6 separate regions of the Homo sapiens genome follow, and regions 2, 3, 4, 5 and 6 are each linked to region 1. Evidence: chromatin loops called from intact Hi-C (ENCODE). Cell type or tissue: heart left ventricle. All regions are shown on one strand.

What was found. A loop is a pair of places that touch in the nucleus more often than their neighbours do. Peaks named below come from ENCODE experiments on the same cell type or tissue, not always from the same donor. Only the 100,000 strongest peaks of a DNase experiment are listed, where the experiment ranks them.
Region 2: it touches region 1 in a loop (9-fold over the local background); 48 of 110 quality-filtered maps call a loop at or near these places.
Region 3: a loop joins it to region 1, with 5 times the contacts of the local background. A loop is called at or near these places in 83 of 110 quality-filtered maps.
Region 4: a loop joins it to region 1, with 8 times the contacts of the local background. A loop is called at or near these places in 90 of 110 quality-filtered maps.
Region 5: it touches region 1 in a loop (13-fold over the local background); 25 of 110 quality-filtered maps call a loop at or near these places.
Region 6: it touches region 1 in a loop (5-fold over the local background); 28 of 110 quality-filtered maps call a loop at or near these places.

Annotation. Positions count from the first base shown.
Region 1 is chr1:46,723,551-46,727,550 of GRCh38, forward strand. No RefSeq gene overlaps it. Among named protein-coding and RNA genes, the nearest start is that of EFCAB14, 6.4 kb to the left of the region's middle. In heart left ventricle, a CTCF peak has its summit at 1,877 (motif pointing left); DNase peaks (open chromatin) are centred at 591 and 1,871; H3K27ac peaks cover 900 bases; H3K27me3 peaks cover 174 bases.
Region 2 is chr1:46,444,579-46,448,578 of GRCh38, forward strand. LINC01398 (long intergenic non-protein coding RNA 1398) reads right to left here. Exons shown (of 3, transcript NR_121680.1): 2 at 2,874-3,311; 3 at 2,095-2,567. It also overlaps the pseudogene FAAHP1. Among named protein-coding and RNA genes, the nearest start is that of LINC01398, 3.1 kb to the right of the region's middle. RefSeq lists enhancers at 3,241-3,752, 3,753-4,000. In heart left ventricle, CTCF peaks have their summits at 2,432 (motif pointing right) and 2,636; DNase peaks (open chromatin) are centred at 2,453 and 3,973; H3K4me3 peaks cover 581 bases; H3K27me3 peaks cover 2,498 bases.
Region 3 is chr1:46,617,462-46,621,461 of GRCh38, forward strand. No RefSeq gene overlaps it. Among named protein-coding and RNA genes, the nearest start is that of MOB3C, 2.7 kb to the left of the region's middle. In heart left ventricle, no CTCF peak of the experiment used is centred here; no DNase peak of the experiment used is centred here; H3K4me3 peaks cover 235 bases; H3K27ac peaks cover 5 bases.
Region 4 is chr1:46,531,005-46,535,004 of GRCh38, forward strand. TMEM275 (transmembrane protein 275) reads right to left here. Exons shown (of 4, transcript NM_001396071.1): 2 at 3,451-3,579; 3 at 2,935-3,037; 4 at 1,162-2,646. The coding sequence starts at 2,523. The coding sequence ends at 1,990. Among named protein-coding and RNA genes, the nearest start is that of TMEM275, 2.5 kb to the right of the region's middle. RefSeq lists silencers at 1,976-2,175, 2,306-2,395. In heart left ventricle, a CTCF peak has its summit at 1,980 (motif pointing right); DNase peaks (open chromatin) are centred at 2,027 and 2,345; H3K4me3 peaks cover 956 bases; H3K27ac peaks cover 460 bases; H3K27me3 peaks cover 1,418 bases.
Region 5 is chr1:46,475,127-46,479,126 of GRCh38, forward strand. No RefSeq gene overlaps it. Among named protein-coding and RNA genes, the nearest start is that of DMBX1, 13 kb to the right of the region's middle. In heart left ventricle, a CTCF peak has its summit at 2,472 (motif pointing right); a DNase peak (open chromatin) is centred at 2,475; H3K27me3 peaks cover 3,132 bases.
Region 6 is chr1:46,400,649-46,404,648 of GRCh38, forward strand. FAAH (fatty acid amide hydrolase) reads left to right here. Exons shown (of 15, transcript NM_001441.3): 2 at 1,443-1,556. Among named protein-coding and RNA genes, the nearest start is that of FAAH, 8.3 kb to the left of the region's middle. In heart left ventricle, no CTCF peak of the experiment used is centred here; a DNase peak (open chromatin) is centred at 1,642.

The DNA of each region.
Region 1 (4,000 bases):
CCAGTTGTGGGAAAACATCTTCATTTACTGAAGAGAAAGCACTGCTTCCACTTGTCACAAGAGTCCTCTTTGACATAATCTTTTTTGATACTTTGCTATGGCTGAGGTGGGGGGAAGGAACAGAAATGAACATTTAAAAATATTTAGGTATCATGCATTTTTGTGTTACTCCTCAATGCAATAAGTCATTCTTCACTAAGCAAGCATCTTATTCTTCCTCTAACCAAGAAGGAAATTGTTGCTCAGAGATCAAAAGAGACTTGCCCAGGGACACACAGTATGTCAGCGGCAGATACTGGGGCTTGAATCTGGATCTCTCTGCCTCTGAAGCCTGAGTTCTGCACCCAGTGCCCAGTGCCATGCTGGCAGAGCCTGCTGCCTGGGGTCTTTGTCAGCAGCTCTTCTGAAAGGGACCACCAGCTGAAGCCTCTCAACTTTCCTGGGATCTACTTCTCCCAGCCCCTTCCCATTCTTTTTGCTGCTGTGCCGGCAGCTGCATCCTGTACCCTGATGAGGGGCCTGAGGACAATGGGAAGGGGAAGGATTGGGTGGTAGGAAAGGCGCCAAGCACCAAGCTAAACAATGGCTTCTCTGCCGGTGGGGCCCAAACAGCCGGAAGCAGCAACTGGTTCACAGCATTATTGTGGGCAGGGGTGAGGACTGCCCCTCCTGAGATTCTCCTTCTATTCCAGGCACATCCTCTTCTGAATTGCTGCAAACTTTTGTGTCTCTGCCAAGTAGTGGTCTCAGTTTCCCCATTTATGTGTCTTTAGCATCCAAAACAGGGCCTAGTGCTCGGGAAGGGATGGGAATCTTCTGGGCCCGTTTGCTGAATTAAAAGATGAGACGCTAAAGACTCTAAAGAGTTCCCAGGCATTGCCCTTCATCTTGATGATCCTATTTATCCATCCATCCATCCATCAAACCCACCCTGGGTGAGCCCCTACTGTGTGTGAGGTCCTGGAGAACATCAGTAATAGTCAGGTTCTGCCCTACAAGAGTTCCCAGGAAGCAGGCGATGCTGTCTCCCCCTATGCCCCATGCCCCCCACCCTGTAAATGTCATAGAAAGGTTTATAGTGGGGGTGGGGTGGGGGGAGGAGAAGCAAGCCTGGAGTAACTAGCTTTATTTTAGGGTGATAATAAAAATCCTGGGAGTAAAGAATCTGTACTGTGACCTCCCACCCTCCTGCCCATGCCTCCACTCCTGTCCCTTTCCCTGGGGCTTGAGCTGGAGTGGAGGCTGCAGCTGGCTATGGAGGGAGCCCAAGGCCAGCACCCCTGGGTTTGAATCTGAGCCTCTCCACTCACTAGCTGTGTGACCTTAGACCAGTTCCTTTTCCTCTCTGAGTCTGTTCCTCACCTGCAAATTGGACCTAACAGTGCTGACCTCCTGGCAGTTCCTGTGGTAAGAATGAAATTTAAATGGTGAACGTTAAAAGCCTTCAGGGGAATTGCTAAGTGCACTGAGTGGACAGGGAGGCTGGGAATGGAACCTCTGAGGAATCCATTTGACCTAGAAAGCCTAAACAGCACAGGCTGGGAGAGAAGGTGATTGCATCATGAAGGCAGGGCTCTTCTGACTGAGGAGGGGTCTGTGTGCATGTGTGTGTGTGTGCACGTGGACCTGTGCTCCTACTATCAAGGCTGGGTGTTTGTGGATGGAATACACAGTAGGACATGCTGAGTCAGCAAGGCCGTGTGAGAGACCCCCTAGAGAAGGCTGCCTGGGCCCTCCTGAGTTCTCTTCTGAGGGAATAACACTGGCTCTGTGTTTCTAAGTCTAGCTGCAGCTCCAGTTCCATCTGCTACCAGCCCCTCTCTACTTAAGACTGGCACTACGGAGGTGAAAAGAGAGGCACAGCTTTGTGCTGCCCTCTGCTGGTTTCTTGGACACTGTGCTTCTTAGATGGGGACAATTTCCATGCACCCAACTCACCTTCGTTAATCCCTGTGTTGGATGGTGGGGACACACAGATGAGGTCCATTTCTGCTGTGTGTGTGTGCGTGTGCGTGTGTGTGTGTGTGTGTGTGAGAGAGAGAGGAACAAAGTGTGATCAACAATATGATACAAGATGCAGAAAAGATAGGAATAGCGTGAAGGAAAGTTTTCAAAAGGTAATGATCCTTTATTCATTCATTCATTCATTCATCTGTCAAATATGTATTGTATTCCAAGACCTAACCTTTGTGCTGGAGCTATAACATGGAACAAAATACACAAAATTCCTGCCTGCATGGACCTTACCTTCTAATGAAAAGAAACAATTCGTAAGTAAGACAGATAGGTAAATTGATAGTGTTGGTTGATGAGTACTATGGAGAAAAATGAAGCAGGAATGGAGGACAGGGAGAATTGTTGGGATGATTGCCAACTCTTGTGTAACATTTGAGTAAAGACCCAAAGGAGAGGAACTTTATCTTCTGAACGTGACTGAGTAACTGGCATTGGACTTTCTGGCCTGCATAAATAACTAGACAACTGGATAAGTGTATGAAACAACTATTTAGACAACGGACAATAGTTAGCATGGAACTATGATCCCTGAGAGAAGGAAAACAAGCAAAGTGAGCCTGAAGACAACCCTAGCTTTCTGTTTGAAGGCACTTTTGGGCAGAGCAGGGAGGGGAAATCCAAGTAGATCACAGGGGTCTTTTTGTGTTGAAGTTAGAGATCTTGACATTAGGAGGGTCTGTGGCACTATAATTTCCAGGGAAGAGTACCAGAGAGGAAGAAGCTACTCAGAAAAAGAGCTTCAGAAATCTGTATAGAGGTCTCCCTTGAGTCCTTGTCTAAATACTCATGAGTATTTATATGCATGAGTTGTGCATGCATATAATAAAACTCCATAAGTGTGGGCAAATGAAAACTACTGGGGAGCTATAAGCTGAACAATTTTCAGAGTTCAGACAGGGCTGAGAGACATTCATGTTACAGTTGGAGAGTGAAGAGAACTTATCGGACACCCACAACATTCAGTAGAGGCCTCAAAAGGGTCTTGGTAGTAGGGCTAAACTAGCCCTAAAGTCTACTTTAGCACCATCCTAATAAGTCTTAAACACAAGCCTTACAAGGAACAAGCTGATGATCAAGTAAGTTAACTCCTACCAAAACAAAACAAAATTCAACATTATTGAAAGGAAGGAAACAAAAATTCAGACCCTCAACAACAGAATATTCACAATGTCCAACATCCAATAAAATTAGATACGTAAAAAAGCAGGAAAATATGACCTATAACCAGGAGAAAAATCACTCTATAGAAATAGACTCAGAAATGACAGGAATGATGGAATTAGCAGACACAGATTTTGAAGCAACTGTTCTAAATATACATTAAAAGATTTAAATGAAAACATAAACTTAATGAGGAAAGAAGTGGAAGTTATCAAATGGAACTTTTAGATTTAAAAGTATAATATCTGAACTAAAAATGCACCATATAGTTCAACAGCAGATTATATAGTATATATAGCATATGGTGTATATATAGCAGTTATATACTAAAGAAGAAAAGATCAATGAACTCGAAGACATAGCAATAGAAAACTCAGAAAGGTTAAGGGCAGAAAAATATTTAAAGAAATAATAGTCCAAAGTTTCCAAACTTGAAGATCAAAAACAGTTGTCTCAAGAAGCTCAACAAATCCTAAACAGGATATACACACAGAAAACCATACCAAGGTACATTGTAATCAATGTACCAAAAGACAAATGATAAAGATAAGACATTAAAAGGAGACAGAAAAGAAGACATATATACAAGGGAATAAAGATAAGAATGATCATTGATTTATCATTGACCAAAAGACAATGGGATAATAACTTTAAGGAGCTGAAAGAAAAAAAAAGTCAAACTAGAATTCTACATCCAGTGACAATATTCTTCAAAATGAAGGTAAAATAAAGACATTTTCAGAGTATATACCCAAAGGAATAGAAATTGTTCTATCATAAAGGCACATGCATGCATATGTTCATTGCAGTACTATTCATAATA
Region 2 (4,000 bases), 280 kb before region 1:
GGCACAGACAGATTAAGGGACTGGGCCAAAGCCACACAGCCAATTGAAGTGGAGGAGCTAGGACTTGAAACAGGTGATCTGACTCCAGAGACAAAGGCAAATAAAGCCTCAAATGATATCATCACAAAGCAAAGAAAACAGGTTTGAATTCCTACAAGGACGTTTGGATTTCGTGGCAGGGACTCAGGCTTAGCCCCCATGTTCCTGGGCCTGTTTTGGGCCAAGGCAATGCTTTCACTGTGGAAGGGTAACCAGGCTCTGGATCAGGGATTAGCATGCTCTTCTTTCTCTTGCTTGAACATTGAGTGGATGCTCGGCTTTCTCTTTCGTCATTATAATCAGCATTCTGCACAGGGAGCAAGTTTTACATGTTAACCCTGAAGAACTATGGGCAATAAAATCAGAACAGTCTTTTCAGGTTTCACTGAGAGCTGAGGAAGCCTGGAATTCTGAGATCTAGGTCATTTTTACCTTAATATAGATTGGGAAAGGGATGTTTGGACTAAAGCATACCTAGACCAACCGTTGGTACGGAGGCCCAGAATAGCATGGGTGATGAACAGAGCCAGGCAAGGGGCCTGTGAAGCAGGCTCTGAGTTCCCGACCTTCTCTACTGGCAGGCGGTAAGAGGATCCGTCGGAGTTCTGGTGACTGTGCAGTGCATTGCTTTGCCATGGGAAGAGGAGCTGTGTCTCCGGTTCATGAAGGAGGTGGACACCTTGGTCAAGAATCAGAGGGGGCCCAAGTGATAGGCTCCTGGAATGGAGTAACAGCTCATGAAACACGGGGCTGGTTGTGGTGGCTCATACTTGTAATCCCAGCAGTTCAGGAGGCAGAGGCTGGCAGATCGCTTGAGGCCACGAGTTTGAGACCAACCTGGGCAACATAGTGAGACCCTGCTTCTAAAGCATTTTCTTGGTGTTACTCCTGTAGATCCTCACCCAAGTGTGCTCCTGATGCCCCTTCCTTCTCATGAATACCATGTCCACCTTATGTCTCCTCCTTCTGGAACCCCACCAGGTTCCTTTTCTTTGTTGGTCCCTCTGTGTGGGTGCTCAATATTCCTCAGATGGGCCCAGGATGGGGAGCAGGGTGAGGAGCTCAATAAACATTTTCTGACTGGCCCCGGCCTCATGATCTCTGGTCTGGGTGAGGCTGTAATCTCCTGGTGGTCTTCTGCCTCTAGCTGCTTTCCTCCAATTCAGTCCCCCTGATGCTACCCCAGACTGCAGTGGAGAAAGAGCCCCAAACAGAGAGGCTGGAGATCTGGGTCCAAGTCCTGACTCTGTCCGTGACTTGCTGTGTGATGCTGGGAAGTCCCTTCATCTCTCTGGACCTGAGTTTTCTCATCTGAGTTTCAGATTGAGGGGGTTAGATTTGATAAGGTCTATGGTACCTACCAGCTTGACCATTCTGTGAGCTGTGATTTCTAGGCACTGTCCTGATTAAGAACTTGCCATGATTCCCACTGACGTCTGGAGAGGGCTCCAGAGAGCAAGGCTGAGACAGTGGAACCCAGTCAGAGTGGAGCTTGGGTTAGGACCTAGACCCCAGGCTCACAGTTCAGTGCTTTTGCCACAAAACACCAATTCCTTGGTCTGACATCAGCATGTCTCCAGGATCCTCCATAGCCTCCTCTCCCATGGCTCCACCACAGCACTGCCTCCTTCCGTTCCCTCAAACTGGAGCCTTCTCACCAGCACAAGCCCACCTTATGCTTCTGGCTCCATGTCGCTATTCAGATTGTTCCCTCCACCTGAACACCATTGCTGCTTTCTGTGTCCTTCAAACCCTGTGTCAAATACCACTTCCTCCAGAAAGCCTTTCTTGATCCCTCCAACATACCCCCCCCATTATTTTCCCTTCATCTGAACTCTCTTGAGATCCTCCTCCCATCAAATCTCTCCCTTCCCCCATCCCATTCCTCTTTGTAGCCCTACTTCCGCCAACTATGCAAATTAACGAACTCACTTTTCCCTGTGCTTCATAGGACAGATCTTCTGAAGACAATGCAAAGGGATGGAATTCATCCATGCATGCTACATTTTTTGAGTACTCCCACTGAACACAAATGTGAAATTTCAGCCAGAAAAATCCTGACTTAAAAGAATTTAACTCAGATGAAGACCCCAGGAATTGCACAGCAGAGGGGGCAGCCCTGCCTCTGCCTCCCATAGAAGGAACCACTCGGGGTGTCCAGGTGCTGGATGGACAGGGCTATTGCTGACGTCACGTGTCCCCCCACACCAACTCTACCACAGAGTCTGAGATCTCTGCAGGAGAGGGAGCCTCAGAGTTTCCCCTCAGATTGGGTTAGTAGGGCTGGTGCCCTGTGTTCCCTGCCCTGTAAGAGGGAGGTCTGAGTAGCTTGGAAAAGGTAAGAGACCTCAGGTGTCTCCTGCCTCTTCTTCCTGCATCCCATTGCTGGCGCGGCATTCTGGGCACCAGGGGGCAGAATTGAGCTTCACAAGGCTCAGGCAGCCCTTGCCCTCTGCTCTTAGATCCACTGTCGCTGCGACTTCTCCAGTGAGATCCTTTGCTCAAACTCCATTGCGCTGATGGGGAAACTAGCGAGTGGAAGGACAGAGATAGAGGGATGCAGGAATTAGCAGGCACTTTGGCTTTAGGTTAAATATTTGCAGATTTTAAGATGGAGGTAGAATTCTATTTTGGCTGGAATTAGCCTGGGGAAAAGTGGTGGCAGATACCAGCTCGAAGGACTGAATAAATGGGAAGCCCTATGCTAGGCGCAGACTTCTTTTCGGCTTGGGCTTTCTCTAGTATCTCCTGAGCTGATGTTTGGAGTCATCAACCTCCCCACCTCCAGCGCCAGCTCCAGTGCTGACCCCTAACCTCTGACTCGTGACAACTACCTGCCAGCACCATCTTCATCTGAAATCACTCCGTGATCTGTGACTGTGGATGTCATTTGCTGTCTTGCTGTGGGGGCCTCTTTGAGGTCCATGTGTGGGTACATATGGAACCTCCTGGACCATATGTCTCCTCCTCCCCTTCCCACTCCTATTCCTTCCACCATGGAGGGTTTGGTTGGGGTACAACACGGGTCCAGGTTCTGGCTCTCTTTCCTCTGAGACATTGTGCAAGTCTCCAGCTTCTCTAAGCGTCTGTAACTTGGGGCTGAAGATCACGTCTGTCCAGCTGCAGGATGAGACAGACCCTCAGAAACCGAGGGAGCAGGTGGGAGGGACTCGGGCTCCGGCTCCCCAGTCGCTGTGGGGTGAGGGGCCTGCTCAGGTCTGGGTGTCTGTGCCCAGAATTCACGGGGAGGAGCCAGCCCCTCATGCGGGTGCCTGTGAGAGAGCAACAGGGTGGGTCACTCCAGCGGAGGAATTTAGCTGAGAAACAGGAGCATTCCCAGGGTGAGGGGCTCTAGAAAAGCTGGGACTAAGGGCCCTGACTAGGACGTTACGGGAAGGGGGTCTTGAATTCTGATCTCGTTTCTGCCTAAGACCTATCGCCTTTTTGAACCTCAGTTTCCCCTTTGGCTGCATAGGGAAGGGGTGCCCACATGCCCCCGCCCGCATTCAGTTCGAAGGACCAGCCAGTAGGCCCTGCGCCGCCCAGGGACCGCCCGGCCTTTGCGTCCGGCCCAGCTCAAGCCCCTTCCGCCGCGCGCGGCCTCGGGAGCGCTGGGCAGGCAGCCCGGGTGGGAGCGCCCACGTCTCCCGCGGACACGGACGGACGGATGGACGGGCGGCCGCGCAGGCCCGCGCCCCGCTCCCGCCCCGCCTGCCGCGCCTCCCGGGGCGCCCGCATTAAAGCGCATATGCAAGCCATGAATTATCAACTGAAAGGAGTCAATTACCGGCTCTAAAAACGAGTGTCTGCGCTCGCAGCGCCCCGGGCCATCCGCCTATTTACGGAGCGATCTACCCCGCCCGGCTGGGGAGGGGGCCTCGGGAGGGAGAGAGACGGAGAAACGGAGCCCGAGACCGGGAGAGAGCCGGAGAGGCAGGGACTGGAGAGTCTGGGACACGAA
Region 3 (4,000 bases), 110 kb before region 1:
ACCCTTATCCCAGCTGTTCCATTTTAGAATACCTTCTCTCCCTCCTTCCTTCTGACAAATCCAAACCACTCAAGATCTGATCTGCTCTCCCTACCACCTGGGTTCCTTCGAGGACAGACAGATATCCCACCAGCATTCAATGCACACCGTGGCCCCCAGGCCCAGGGACCAGTTGGCTGCTCTGTCTGGGATGGGAGGGAAGATTGGAGGCTTTCTAGGGTAGGAAGCCCAAAGCAGAGAGCTTAGCCATAGAAGCCACTCTGGAGGGGTGGGAGGTGAGTAGATGCGGGTAGGGGAGAGCTGGAGGCCAGAGGTGGGCATTTACCATGGCACACTGGACCTCCCTTGTGTCTGGACCTTCTGTTGCTGGATGACATGAGAACACGCTAGATCCTTAACCCAGATCATATCCTTTGCAGCAACATGGGCTGGAGCTGGAGGCCATTATCCTAAGCAGACTAACACAGGAATAGAAAACCAAATACTGCATATTCTCACTTACAAGTAGGAGCTAAACAATGAGAATACATAGATACTAGGAGGGGAACAGCAGACACTGGGGCCTGCTTGGGAGTGGAGGGCGGGAGGAGGGAGGATGAGACAAAAATACCCATCAGGTACTATGCTGCTTACCTCGGTGATGAAATTATCTGTACACCAAATCCCCATGACACAGAGTTTACTTATATAACAAACCTACACATGTACCCTTGAACCTAAAATAAAAGTAAAGAAAGAATCCCAGCTCATAGAACTGTGGGTATGTTCTTTTGTTGAGCACCAATTTTTGCCCCAGTCTAAAGTTCTCTGTATTTTTATGTCTGACTCTTAACTCTCTGCCCTGAATCCCCTATAAACAAACACTTGCTTATGGAGCAAATTAAACTATGCTTCTTTATTTATTTGATATCCTAATCAATATCTTTTATTGAGTATAACTCTCCACTCATATCAGATCAGGGGACTGGGTGATAAAGCTGACCTGGTTGCCGACCTCAGGTGCTGACAGGTCAGTAAAGGGGACAACACACAGAGATACACAAGGTCACAGCTCAGTCACCCAGAAGTGAGAATGTGGTTGTGGACTGACGGACTTTGTAAGAGTCGGGGTATTTGCAGGAAGCACATGGAACACCCAGAATGGGTATGTTTAATGAAGACATTATTTACAGGTATGGTCAAGGTGTAGGGAAACCACACAGTGTATCACCAAAGGGCTCACAAGAGCAGAGGCTGTCAACCCCAGGCTGCAGGAGTGTGGGGAAGGAATGGTGAAAGTGGGAGCTATGAGGAGGGCGCTGCTGTGGCCTAAGGTGGAGGGGCATACCCAGCTCACAGCAATCATACAGGGAAGGACAGGGGGCAAGTAAGAGGCCTCACTCTCCTCCCTCTCTCCCTCCGTCTGATCTCTGGCCAGGTTTCCCCCACTAGCTGAATCCTCCCAGAAGCTAAGAACAAGGGAACCTGTTGCTGCAGCCCATAGACGTCAGCCTCCTAGGGCGTAGAAATGGGTAGAGGGTGGAGAGCCATCTGAGGAGCCATGTGGGGTCAGGGCTGACTTCATAGGGGAAATGATTTGGAAACTGCTTGTGTTTTCCTTATCATTCAGTTCTAAATAGTTCATAAATTTCAGTGTAATTTCCTCTTTAACTCTTGAATGATTTCAAAGTATGTTTTTCAGTTTCTCAGCCTATGGGAGGTTTATGTTTTTCTTGTTGAGTTCTAATTATATTGCATTGTGGTCAGAGATCATGGTCTGGAAGATTCTTCAGAATTTGATGTGACTTCCTCTGCAGAGGCTTTGTGCAGGGTCATTTTCTGGACCTCTGAGCTGGGTTTTACAGGATAGGCAGGAGTTTTTCTGGTGAAGAGTGAACAGCACAGAACCTTACACTGTGGGAAATAGAGATGATCCATTTTGAAGGAACATCAGAAATTCCCAGCTCATCCTCAGAGTCCCTGGGTGTCTGTGGGATGGGAGGCAGGTGGAAGGGTTGGGGGAAGCGAGAGAGCCCAGATCTCTCAACTACCTGTACCCTCTTCCTGCCCTTCTCAGTCTTGGTTAGAGAGACTAGTTCTTCTAGGAGGCTCTGCTGGGGCTGAAAAGACCCAGACCTTGGAGAACAGTGTCCTGGCTTTACCGTAATTTAGCTGTGTGGCCTTGGGATGGTTCTGCCCTCTCTGATGAGACACTGTAACCCTCCAGCACTGGAGACCTACACAAGATGGGCTCTGTTCCCTGCCACTGTGTCTTGAGTATGATAAATGGCTCCAGAAGACTTCAAACAAGGCTCATCTCTGAAGCTTGGCGTGAGCCAGTGAGGACCTAGGAGAGGACGTGCCCTTTTCCACTACTCAGCCTGGGCACATGCCCCCCTCGCAGTGGGAACTCTGAGTGGCAGCAGGGTGGTGTCTACCTGCTGTGTGCCTTTGGGAAAGCCCTTGCCCCTCTCTGGGCCTTAGTTTCTACACCTCTACCATGAAAGCATCTTCTAGCCATACGAAGTACCACTCCAAGTACCTTATCAGAACCAGCTTCCTGTGCCTTCCCGCTGTAGGCCTGTATCCAGTGACTCTACTGATACAGAGTGGCCACTTCCTGGGGACTCCCCAGCCCTTCCTATGCCAAGAAAGCTCCCCCACTCCCACCCTGCCCCCCAGAATAAGATACTGCACCCTCAGTTCACCTTACCAGATGTCTGGCAGCTACTATAGCCTGATAGGGCCCACCCTCTACTCACTCTCTCCCAAGAAAGAGTTTCCATTTCAGCTTCTGCCCCTCCCTGCCCAGGAGGCAGGATCATCCGTCCTGGATTTTCCATCCTGGCCCATTGAGGAGAATGCCATGGGCACCCTTACGGCAGTCAGAGGAATTGAGGTTAAACTTCCTTTCACTTGAAGAAGACAAGGTTCAAGGGAAGATGGCAGGGGAAGACAAGGTTGACAAGGACATGCACTAAAATTCTGTGTGACCATGGACAAGGCACTTGTTCTCTGAGCCTATTTCACCTTCTCTAAAGTAAAGACAACAACAACAACATCTGCCCCACAGAAGAGCTGAGAGAATCAAATGTGATAGCACTTGTAAACAGTAGAAGGCTGTGGTCAGTCTGTTTCAGGGGTACTGCCTTCAAACACCCAGCAGGTGTTTGTGTGGAAGAGGGACTGAGCTTGTTCCAGGGTCCTGGAGAGCAGTGGGCAGACACCCAGGACAATATGAAGGGGCGCTTGGCACATCAGAGCTGTCCAACCATGCAGCCGGGATGGCTGTGCTGTTCTCTCAAGAGGGAGTGGTGCAAGCAGAAGTTACCAGTCCCGGGTGACATGGACTTCAGAGGGTTTCAGTCCCTCCAGAGACGGGGAGGGCCGTCTTGCCTCTAAGAACCTCAGGCTCCAGTGTTCTCTGCTCCAAGCTCCTCCTCCTTCCCAGCCATCTCCCCTTAAGGTAGAGGCATTCCTCTCATCTCTTCCATCTTGGGAAGGAGACCTCTGGAGGCTGGGTGGAAGCCTAGTGTGTATAAGTGCCTGAAGACAATTTCACAGCCCTCAGACCTCACCCTCAACATGGCCCCAGTAGGCATTGTCCCCTCCAACCACTTGGGTTAGTTCCCAGCCTGGGGTGCCCCACGAGTGGAGGTGATAGTTGTGGGGGAGGGGTGGTTTCACCAGTGTTCCAGGCTCAGCTTTCCATGGAACCCACTATGAAGGCTGCCCAGGAAATTCTGTCCAACCTAGCCCCTTCTCTGCTGCTGGGGTGCCTCCATGTCAGCCTCTGGGGCTGCCGCCTGGAGCAACCCCCACTTAGTTCAAAGCTCTTCTATAGAAAGCCCTCAGATTGCCCCAGTCTGGATGCACCCTCCTCCTTCCTCCACAGCACAGCATCCTTTCTCCAAGTGTGTTCAGTAACACCTGCCTCCCTGCCTCAGAGTTGCCAGCAGGGATGGGGGTTTCTTATGGTCCCCAGAGAGCTGGGTGTTATCTTTTAGCAATAATGGTAGTA
Region 4 (4,000 bases), 190 kb before region 1:
CATTGCAGGGCTAGAATCCTAAGGTGGTAGGAGAAGGGTGGTTCTGACCACACCCCAAGGCTGCATCAGCGGTGGCCCCTCTCACCTACTGCTCTACCACAGCAGCAGGTGGCATCTAAAGCTGCAGACCAATGCACCAGAAGAGACAGGACTGGAGCCTGGGGAAGTGGCCTTCCTTACACACATACAGGGTGGGGTTGGGGAGCTCAGAGAATAGGTCATCAGCTGTAGGTACTGGGAGCTTCAAAGGTTAAGGCCCATTGACACGTGCAAATTAATAGAGATGGCCTGCTCAGCACCTGCTCAGGCAGACTTGCTCTTCTCTAGGTCAGTGGGAGAGGAGACAGCAGGAGAGACAGAGGTGGAGATGGCGCCAGAGGAAGGAAGAGCCCAGGGCTGGTGGGAAGTGTCTGGGTCATGGCAGAGTAGTAGCAAAGCCTGTCTTGGAAACAGAAAGGGAGGCTGGTGATGAAGCCAGGAGTGGATGGGCAGGGAGTCATAGCCAGCCGGGGGCAGTGGGTCAGCATGTGCCCCAGTCACTGCTTGCCTAGGTACCTGCATGGAGACGAAGGGCTGGCCCAGAGTTGCAGTGTCTCCTCCTCAGTCCCCTGACCCCTTTTCTTTTTTGCAAGGCAGCCCCTATTCCTCTACTTGGCCCCCTCACCTACCCCCTCACCTGGACGAACCACAGGCCGGGCCCAAACTCGGCAAGTCCAGCTAGCTTGGGCAGTGTCTGGGCTTTGCACAGCCCCGTGGAGCACTTCTCCCCTCACCCTGCTCAGTGACCATGCCCTCAACCACTACTGCTGCCCTCACACCTCCACATGCATGTGTGATGTCAGACTGTTACCCAAACGCTGCCACTCCCCACCTCTTACAGGAGCCAGGCAATCACACCCACAGTCACACTCCTATGTTCATCCAGTCCCCCAATCTGACCCATCTGTTCCCACATTCATGGGCACACAGTCTTAGATACAGTCTTTTACTCATAGTCACACACTCCTCTCCCTTGAAGCCGCCTTCTAGGTCTCCAGGAGGGGCTGGTACCAGGATGCTCAGGCACTCAGCCACAGGCTGGGAGGGCCCCAGAACCCAGGGTGCTTAGCCAGAGGCCCCACAGCCACCCCTCCCTCCCGGCCTGCACTGTCACAGAGGACTGACTCCAAAGGTGCTTTATTGAGGAGTAAGGCACTGCAGGAATGCATGGTGTGCCACAGTCAGGGTGGGTGGGGGCCAGCATTGCTGGCAGTGAAAGTCACACTAGGACTTTCAGGGCTGCAGAAGCTCCCTCACCACTCACCTCTGTCAGGGCCCCAGTCTCAGCTACTCTTGCTCTTAGTCAGACAGAAAGGGTGGGGAGTGCTCACCCCGGCCCTAATTCTAGGGACCATCCTGGCCCAAGTCAGAGCCACGGCTTCTCAGCCAAATGAATCCCAAAGGTCATGTTGGGGTAGAAACAAGGAAGGTGGGGAGGGGCAGGAGAGGGGACTGGAAGCCTTTCACGGTGTGTGCAAGGACAGAGACAGCCCAGGCTGACATTCAACCCTTCTCCCTCTCTTCCTCCCACCTCACTGGGGGGACTGCTGGTGGTTAGCCCCTTCAGGGTGGGTGCTCCTTGGTTCACAGTGCCCAAATGCCAGGGGGAGGTGGCAGTGTCAGGGTTCCAGGGTCCAGGGGCCTACTTTCAGCAAGCTGGATGGGTAAGGTTTACTAGAGACCAGAGACCCTGTCTAAGGGGCCAAGGCTCTGCTGCTCCCTTCTTTGGGGTGTGACCCCTGACACCATCACCACATTCTACCCAGGAGTTTGGGAGATGGAAAAGATGAGGCCACCTGAGCCCAGCACCAGACCCTTGTAAAAAAGAAAGGAAGGAAGGAAGAAAAGGTTTTCTTTTTTCTTTTTCTTTTCTTTCTTTTCCCCCCTTAAATGGCACTGAAGGAAGGGGAATGAACCCGGACAGCGGAGTCACGGCGGGGCCCTGGTCCGCTAGGGGGCGGCGCGCGCCCGGGGTGGGTTGAGCTGGACTCCTTCCGAGCGCAGCGCGCAGACGGCCGCGGGCGCCGGGGCCTCCAGGGCGAGGGGGCTGGGGCCGGGGCTGGAGCAGCCGGAGGACGCGGCGGAGACGGCAGGGCTGAGCTGCACGGCCGTGGTGTCCTGTGCCGTGGGCTCGCTGCTCTCCATCTCCAGCGCCACGGGCCCGGCGCGGCCGCCACCCTGGCCCGGGCCCGCCGCGGCCGCCGAGCGCCCACGGGGCGCGAGGCCCCGGCGGCTACACACGCAGCAGGCCGCGAAGAAGCCGAGCGCCAGCACCAGCAGCGCCAGCCCCACGACGAGCAGCGCGTTGTGCTCGGGCAAGAAGGAGGCGAAGGCGCCTGCCAGCGTCACGTTCACGCCCGCCAGCAGCGCGCACAGACCGCAGGCGCAGCACAGCGCCGGCGACGGCAGGCCGGGCACCCGGCCCCGGGCGCGTTCCGCGGGCGCCGGGACCGGTGGCCCCTCGCTCTTTTCTGCCGGCGGCATCGGCCTGCGCACGCCAGGCACGCATCAAGCTCCCTCCTGCCGCCGGCCCGGAACAGCCCAACTGCCAGGAGCCTCCTCACGCTGGTCCTGTGGGCAACTGCCAGGAGCCTCCTCACGCTGGTCCTGTGGGCACACAGCAAGAGGGCGGCGTCAGCAGGGTATCTTGACCTCCAGTCCTAGGCTCCGTCTGTAGCTACACTGAGTGCCTGGGTGGGCAGAGGTCATCTTGGCCAGCCCCCTGCCTCTGCCTCTGGGAAGCAACAAACCATCCCATATGTGAAGAATCGACTTGTTTCCCCACCTAGTTCCGGGGGTCCCTCGTGGCCAATCTTGCCATCCTCCCTCTCTCCTCACTTTTTTGTCCTCCAAACAGACGCTGCCCCTCCAACCCCTCTCCTCCAGGAAGCCTACCTGAACTCATTTGAGTGAGATAGTGGCTGGAAAGTGCTCAGCACAGTGTCCAGTTCAGCTTAGGTGCTCATCACATGATAATCATCGTCTTCAGTAGTCCTAACTAGTAAGGCAAATGGCAGCTCTTGGGATTTAGGCAACTCACTCTCTCAAGTGGAAGAGGCCTTGGAAATCATCTGACCTTGCCCCCCACCCCCACCCCCTTATTCAGATGAAGAAACCGAGGCTCCCAGAGGTCTAGCAGTTTATCCAAGATCCAGAACCAGGACCCAAATGACCATGCCACTTGGCCTCAGTATCCCCACCCTAGACTCCGGTAGGCATAGCAATGACACTGACTCTCCTGAACATCAGATGAGGCCCTGGAGTGAGTGGCCACGTGAGAGTGAGGAGCTCCTGATGGTTCAGACGGTCAGTGAGAGGGCACAGTCCCCACATCGGCTGGCTTGGGCTGGAGCAGATCTAAAGCACCAGGGCCCTTTCTAGACTGGGCATTCTATTAAATTCCAATCCTACCTCCATTCCACTCCCCATTGTTTTACTGTTGAACCTGGATTCAAAAGCCTAATTGCTGGATGCTAGAATTCCTTTCTAGGATTCTCTAGATGTCTCTGGTTCTGGGATCTATCACTGGATTCTAGAATTCTGGAAATGCATGCAGAAACAAGAGTAATAAAATTAGAGTCTAGGGATTTATGATTTCTATTTGAGAATTCTGTTCTATAACGCATAAGATCATAGTTGGTACAAAGGCCCTCAAAGGACGAGATCTTAGCTAGTGAGCTGTGTTAGAATTGTGGGGAAAAAATGCCAGAAAAGGGTCCTGGATGGGGATGAAAGGGAAGTAATCAGATGGTACCGCGGGTCTGAGGGGAGCATGCAGGGTGAGGAGCAGTGAGTGAGTGTGACCTTCACAGGGGGCCTGACTCTCCTGCTTCCATCTTCTCTTCTGTAATGTGGGGCTAATCATAGAACCCACCTCATAGGGTACAGTGATAATTAAATACTTTAAGCTAAATAAAGCGCTTAGAACAGTGAGTATTTAATAAATGTTAACCATGCCCTT
Region 5 (4,000 bases), 250 kb before region 1:
GGGTGATTTTTCCTGTTGCTCCCTGGGAGCAGCCTGGGGTTTCAGGTCTAAGGAGCCTCAAGGAACATGCCATCCAGCCTTCCTTCTCTGGCCTCACCTGGAAATCTCTCTGGCATGGGAAGCTCAGCACCTCCCTGGGCTGCCTCTCTCATTGCTAAGTGCCTCCTCATTTGGAGTACTGATTGGTCTTTCAGGACTTACTTTAGATCAAGATTTACCTTAGACCAAGACCCCTCCGAGGCCCTCACCCCACAACCAAGACAACCTTCCAGGGTTTTGGAGCCAGAAGGTAGGTCTCATTTGCTCACCTGGGCCCTCATCCCTCCTCCTGGCCACAGATCTTCTGATTGATGTATAGTATGTGTGTGGAAATGTTATAAGAGTCTGGGGGTGGATGGCTGGACCCACTACAGGGCCCTAGAGAGGCAGGGGAGATAGTGGAAGGAGCCCTGGGTGAGTGCAGGACACCCGGGTTCCAACCCAGATCATCTGCTGGTGACCATGGGTGAGTTACCCACATGGCTCACCCTAGTCTGCCTCCCCACAACAACCCCTCAACAAAGGCCTGCCAGGCAAGGTGGCTCACGCCTGTAATCCTAGCACTTTGGGAGGCCGAGGTGGGTGGATCCCTTGAGGACAGGAGTTCGAGATTAGCCTGGACAACACAGTGAAACCCCATCTCTACTAAAAATACAAAAATTAGGCGGGTGTGGTGGTGGATGTCTGTAATCTCAGCCACTCAGGAGGCTGAGGCAGGAGAGTTGCTTGAACTTGGGAGGCAGAGGTTGGCCACTGCACTTCAGCCTGGGCAACAGAGCGAGACTCCATCTCAAAAAAACAAAACAACAATGCAAAAAAAACAAAAACAAAAACAAAACAAAGGCCATGGCTGAGAAAAGGGGATGATGAAGTCAGCTTCTCTCCCTCAGGGGACTGGGTAGATCAATGCTTTAGGGGGTAAAAGTTATGAATTTGGGGCTGGACAGTCTATAAGCATAGTCTAATTAATACTCCTTCCACCCATGCATACACAGCACCACGTGGATAGAAGAAAATGAGGCAGAGTAGAAAGTGGGATTGGAGCCGGGCACAGTGGCTCATACCTGGAATCCCAACACTTTGGGAGGCCAAGGCGGGAAGATTGCTTTAGCCTAGGAGTTCGACACCAGCCTGGGCAACATGGTGAAACCCCGTCTCTACTAAAAATACAAAAAATTAGCCAGTAGCTGGGACTATAGATGGTACACACTTACAGTCCCAGCTACTTGGGAGGCTGAGGTGGGAGAATCACTTGAGCCGGAAAAGGGTAGGTAGGTGGGGTTTGAGGCTGCCAGTGAGCTGTGGCTGATTGCACCACTGCACACCAGCCTGGGCAATAGAGTGACATCCTGTCTTAAAAAAAAAAAAGAAAAAGAAAGAAAGAAAAGAAAAAGAAAAAAAGAAAGAGGGCTCTTGGGCCTGACTGTGTGTGCTGGGGTACACCATGGAGGGGCTGGAAGGCAGGGTTCTGTCCTGTCCTGAAGGGTGCCTGGTAGGCTAGGAGCCTTGGCACTTGGGCCAGCTGGACAAAGCTCCCTTCTGGGCTTCACAACAGGAGAGAAAGGCTGGGCCTGCCTTAGAGAGGACCCTTGGGACAGGCCAGAGAGGGAGGGAGAGGAGCCAAGCCTGGCTCACAAACCTCCCCTGACCCCTGCCAGGTCTGGGCCTCAGACCACGGCACTGAACTCAATCTGTTCTGCCCACTGCCCCCACCATGTCTCATAGTCCAGAGGCTACAGATGTCCAAGCTGTTTGCCTCTGCTGAGTGGCCACCCTCAGTGCCCCCAGCAGGGGCCTAGCCATCAGTCACAAGGCTGCCAGTCCTCAGGGCTGGACATGCAGAGCTGGATGTGGACCAGTGGATGGCAGGCAGCAGGGGGCACTGACTGCTACGCATGGGCTGCCTTGGAGGCCTCCCTATGCCTTCCCTGCCCCCTTTTCTCTCCCCCAGCCCACCTGTGCCCTCACCTGTGCCCATATCTCCATTCCCCTGTCACCTGGGTCTACTTTACCTGCCATGTCTCTGGGCCCTTCTCACCTGTGCCCCTCTGATTTGTCCCCTCTCTCTTCCTTCATCAGATCCCTCTCCCTTACCCCTCCTCTCCAGTCTCAGGGCCACTTCACCCCAGACTGACTTCTCCTGTTTCCTGTGTCGGTCTCTCCCTCCCGCTCCGTACCTTAGGGGTGGAAAAGTCAAGATTCAGCCTTTGAAACTCCATCTTTCCAACCTTGCTGCCCTTACCTCAGCCTGGCCCTCTCCTTTTCGAGGCAGCTGCCAGTGGGGGAATTGGAACATCAAGGCAGAATGGGTTTTTTGACCCAACCACGGGCATGTGGAGGTGAGAGGTGAAGGCCTTGTGTGATTGCGGGAGTACATAAAGAGCCTGGGAGGGGCACCCAGGGGAGAGGGTGCAGTTCTGAGAGCCAGACAGCAGGGGGCGGCCGATCCTTGGTGACGTCTGGTTTGTTCCTGTTCTTCAACCCCCTGGCTGGAATTACCCAAAGGGGTAAGTGTTGAGTACATTGTGGGTGGAACCCTAGGGCCCTCAGAAGGGGCAAGCTTTCTCCCAGTCTGAAGTTGGTCCTGGATTGTTAGCTTTTTAAAGAAACCCTTATCTGTTACCCCCAAAACCCCTCTCTATTTGAAATCCTGCAAGGGATGAGTGAGCTTGGGGTTTAGACCCTTGGAGGAAAGGGAGGGGAAAAACGCATTTTGGTTTTCCTGGGGAGCGCTATCTCCTCTGTCCTCAATCCTCAGGGAGGCTGGCATCTTGCCTCTTAAATGGTCCTATTTTGGGTTACAGAAGGAGTAAGAGTCTCCCTCCCAGCCCCCAAAGAATCCCCCTCTCTCATCTACAGGCAGCGTCCTCGCTCCACGGAACTCTCATACCTACACCAGCTCTGGAAGGGAGCAAGCCCAGGGCGTTCCCTATAGACCTCCTGTCCTGTGCTAATTGGCACAGAGGAGGGAGAAGGGTCTGGGAGGAGTGGGCCCTCCGTATGTGACAGTGTGACAGCAGGTGCATTCACCGTGTGTGCACAGGTGTGTGTGTATGAGAGAACCACAGTCCGGTCTGTTCTGTCGGTGAGTCCTGACATGAGTGTTTCAGTGCTCCCTTACCCCACTTTTGAGGAAGGAGCTGAGCCTGAGTGTGAGGTCACAGCAACTGTGTGTGACACTGATGCCAATTAGGTGGAGTAGCCCTCTGGGGCCTGCGTCACCACCCTCTTTGTCCTCAGTGCCTGCAAACTCACTATTAAAGTTTTTATCCTCGGGAAGGAAGGCACTGCCTCAGATTTTGAATAATATAATTATTATATTACATTAATAATGTGATGGGACAGCATGAGAACCCAATGTACTGGAGGGGACCCAGGAAACTGGACACAGAGGGTGGCAAGGGAGACTTCCTGAAGAAGGCTAGACTTGATGGGGAGGGGTCTTTCAGATATCCCTGTGACTGCAGACAGGAGGAACGGCCTGGTGCAGTCATTTTAGGTCCCGTAAACACCTTTCTGGGCCTCCCATGATGCTGGGAACTGGAACTGAGATCCTCAGGGTAACACGCCACCCCTCCCAAGCAGGCCATGGGAGGTTGGTAAATATTGTAATCAGATTAGTGGAGTGGAGACAGCAGAAACTATGGTGGGAAAATGCTCTGGGCTGGCCTGGCCCCCACCTCTCTCCTGGGAATCCACCCTCTTGCCCTGCCCACCTCCTCCCCTGTGGGCCCCAAGGCCATCCTGGCTCCTCAGTGACCCCTGCCAGCCTGGGTGACCCACCTGGCACCTGGCCCTCTCTGAGCCTAGTGGAGGTTTCTGCATCCTGGGTCTCCTCAGCTTAGGAGAGCGATGGGGCAGTAGAATGCCCAGCCCTGTTAACACCCTCTTCCCTAAGAAACTAGCCCTTTGGGCTGCTTTTCTCAAGCCATGGAGCCCAGGAGAGACCCCTGCCCCTTCC
Region 6 (4,000 bases), 320 kb before region 1:
GTGATGAGCTTAGAGGAAGGACAGGGAAGGTGGACAGGTGACAGGAATAGCCCAGTGAGCTGGTTTGGGCTCCATTGCCTCGGGCTGGGTAGGGGATCTGGGGGATGTGGGATGAGTGGAGAGCCTGGAGTCAGAGGTGCTTAGGGGAGGAGTGGAAGCCAGGGTAGGGGAGGAGGGTAAGAGGGGAGGGGAGGAGGGGAAGGGTAGAGGGGAGAAGGGGAAGCAAGGGGAGGTGAGGAAGGGAAGGGGAGAAGGGAAAGGAAGGGGAGGGGAGGAAGGGAAGGGAAGGGTAGAGGGGGAGGAGGGGAAGCAAGGGGAGGGGAGGAAGGGAAGGGTAGAGGGGGAGGAGGGGAAGCCAGGGGAGGGGAGGAGGGAAAGGGTAGAGGGGAGGAGGGAAACCAGGGGAGGGGAGGAGGGGAAATTGGGGAGGGAAGAGGGGGAAGTGGGGAGGGGAGGAGGGGGAAGCAGGCCAGGGGAGGAGGGGGAGTAGGGGGAGGGGAGTAGGGGGATTAGGGGGAGGGGAGGAGTAGAAGCAGGGTTGGAGGGGTGGGAGGAATGGAAGCAGGAGGAGGGGAAGCCTTCTCCCAGAATCAGAGAGGGAAGAGAAGGTACCCAGAGCTCTGTCTCTCCCCACATCTGGCATCTTCTTATCCTTCAAATCACAGCTGAAATGTGGTTTCTTCAGATAGGCAGCCTTTAAGAACTGGAACACTCACTGTGAGGGTCTGCGGCTTCATTCTTGAAGTCAGTGAGACCAAGAACCCACCAATTCCGGACACAGAATGAATGTGTAAACCCTTCCTTTTGGGTGTGGCCTTCAGTCACAGACCCAGCCTCCCAAGATGGGGTCTTCTTGTTTTTGCCCTTCCCTGCTAGAGGTTGGCAACCCCCTGAGTAGTGTTCAGAGCTGCTCTGTGGGTGTGGGGATGGCATGGGGTCAGGTGCAGGCAGATGGCTGGTGGGCAAGAAGGCACCTCTCTCTCAGCCTCAGTTTATCTGTGCAATGGGAATGGCAGTAAGACTTAATCAAAACATGGATGACATCAGCGTGGTGTTGGCACACAGAAGGCAGCCACTGCTGGTGTATATTTGTAGTGGTTTAATCATCAGTCTGGAGCTAGGCACAGTAGCATGTGCCTGTAGTTCCAGCTACTCGGGAGGCTGAAGTGGGAGGATCACTTGAGCCCAGGAGTTCAAGTCTAGCCTGGGCAACACGGCCAGACACTGTCTCTAAGGAAAAAAAAAACCTACTTGGGCAGGTCGGCTCGCTGGGCACCCCTTCAACAAGCTTCTGGAGGAGACAGAGCTGCATTCTCTAGGGATGGCAAGGGCCTGCCCAGGCTGGGCCATGTCAGAGCTGCTGGGGCATGGGCCACTGGTGTCTGCTGCAGGCCCATGAGACTTCGGCGAGTAGGGGACTGATCCGAGTTTGTTCCCCACAGAACCCAGACCTGGACTCAGAGGCGCTGCTAGCCCTGCCCCTGCCTCAGCTGGTGCAGAAGTTACACAGTAGAGAGCTGGCCCCTGAGGCCGTGCTCTTCACCTATGTGGGAAAGGTAAGGCCAGCCAAGGCCAGCCCCTCCCTGGGAAAGGTAAGGCCAGCCAAGGCCAGCCCCTCCCTTTCCCCTCCCTCTGTCCGCACAGGCTGTGGGGAAAACCTGGCCTGGAGTTAGTCCTGCTGGGGGCCATGGTGGGACCTACAGTGCCAGGGACTGCCAGGGAGGGAAGGAGCCAGAGCGTGTGCGTGTGTGTATGTATGTGTGTATGAGACACTGAGCATGCTGTCTTAGCTAGTAACCTGGCTTTTAGCCCAGACTTCCCTCTCCCTCCTGCCTCCACCCCATTGGGCAACAAGTCTGGTCTGTTCCCTTCTTTTTTTTTGAGATGGAGTTTCGCTCTTGTTGTTCAGGCTGGAGTGCAATGGCACAATCTTGGCGCACTGCAACCTCCACCTCCTGGGTTCAAGCAATTCTCCTGCCTCAGCCTCCCAAGTAGCTGGGATTACAGGCATGCACCACTACACCCGGCTAATGAAAAGAAAAAAAATTTTTTTTTTTTTTTTGAGATGGAGTCTCGCTCTGTTGCCCAGGCTGGAATGCAGTGGCATGATCTTGGCTCACTGCAGCCTCCACCTCCTGGGTTCAAGTGATTCTTCTGCCTCAGCCTCCTGAGTAGCTGGGAGTACAGGCACCTGCTAACACACCCAGCTAATTTTTGTATTTTTAGTAGAGATGGGATTTTACCATGTTGGTCAGGCTGGTCTGGAACTCCTGACCTCAAGTGATCCACCCGCCTCGGTCTCCCAAAGTGCTGGGGTTACAGCTGTGAGCCACTGCAGCTGGCCCCCAACTAATTTTTTGTATTTAGTAGAGACGGGGTTTCACCATGTTGATCAGGCTGGTCTCAAACTCCTGACCTCAGGTGATCCACCCGCCTCGGCCTTCCAAAGTGCTAGGATTACAGGCGTGAGCCACCATGCCCGACCCCGTCTTTTTTTTTGAGATGGGAGTCTTGCTCTGTCGCCCAGGCTGGAGTGCAGTGGCATGATCTTGGCTCACTACAACCTCCACCTCCCGGGTTCAAGTGATTCTCATACCTCAGCCTCCCGAGTAGCTGGGATTATAGACATGCACCCCCATGCTTGGCTAATTTTTGTATTTTTATTTGGCCGGGCTGGTCTGGAACTCCCAACCTCAGGTGATCCTCTGAAAGTGCTGGGATTACAGGCGTGAGCCACCGCGCCTGGCCTGTTCTCTTCTTTTACCCAGCCCTCTCCTGTCTCCATCCCCTTTGGCCACCCTGGCCCGCCACCACCATCTCCCGCCATGCCCAAGCACCAGCCTCCTGGTCAGGTGCCCTCTTGTGTCCCCAGCTCTTCAGGCCATCTCTTGTACTCCTCCTCTGTGTGTGGCATCACCTCTGGCCAAGGCCTTCTGGAGCTTGGGTGTCAGCAGCTCTGCACTGGCTTGGGTGGGGCTCCTTTACCTGGAAGGCTGTTTCCCTCTTCTTTGCCCCTGTCCGTGCCACGGGCTCCCCTGGCTGAGCCTTCGGGGCTCAGAGCAGGAGGCACCGTCTTCCATTCGCCACCTGAGGTAGGGTTTCCTCTTCCAGGCCTACTCTCATTCTAATAGCACATTTCTCATCACAGTGTCAGGCTTGTCTTCTCTATCTCTTTCCCATGGGGGGTCTTTGTGGACAGAGCTTGTCTCATTTGTCTTTGAACCTTAGTGCTCAACATGTTGCATTTCACGTAATAAATGCTCAAGAAATATGTTTGAAAAGAAAGGGAGGGAGGGAGGAAAGAAGGAGACAAATTGTGCTTTGAGTGTGGCCTGCATGATTTCTTGAAAGGGTGTGGGACAGTGAGTGTGACCCCTAGGCAGGTGAACTTGTCTGGGTGCAGTGTATGTGACAATGCTGTGGGGGCTGCAGCTGAGGAAGCGAGCGCATGCTGGGCTGGTGTCACTGAGAGGGGGCACGTACATAGTCTCAGCAGATGGTCTTGCTTCTTCCCTGTCAATGTCCCTGAAAGGCTCCTGCCCTTCCTAGTTAATCTAGTCTATCTGGTTAGATTAGCCTTCTCTGTTCCTGCCTCGGGTACCCCGGGGACAGATTTTGCACATGCCTGAATATGGCAACACAGCCCACCCTGTTTCCCCCAGATACTCCCCAGGAGCAGGAATATTTACTGAAAGCTGCATCTCACTCTGCCCTCACCTTTCCTTCTGTAGGACCCTGTGTGGTGAGGTTTGAGCATTCTAGGCAGATTTCCACTATTAGCATGTTCTTCCCTTTTGTCAAGCTCCTACTCCACATGGCTTGATTATCAAATTCAAGATTTCCTGGGTAAGGGGAGGCTTGACTGGGCTACATGTGGGGAAGGCGTGGGGTTGAGGAGAGACTGCTGGGCTCCGGGAGGCAGGAGTCTGGTCTAGTCCTGCTCTGTGGTTGCCCTTCAGTGTGACCAGTGATGGGGCGCTGCCCCTGTCTGGTTTCTGTC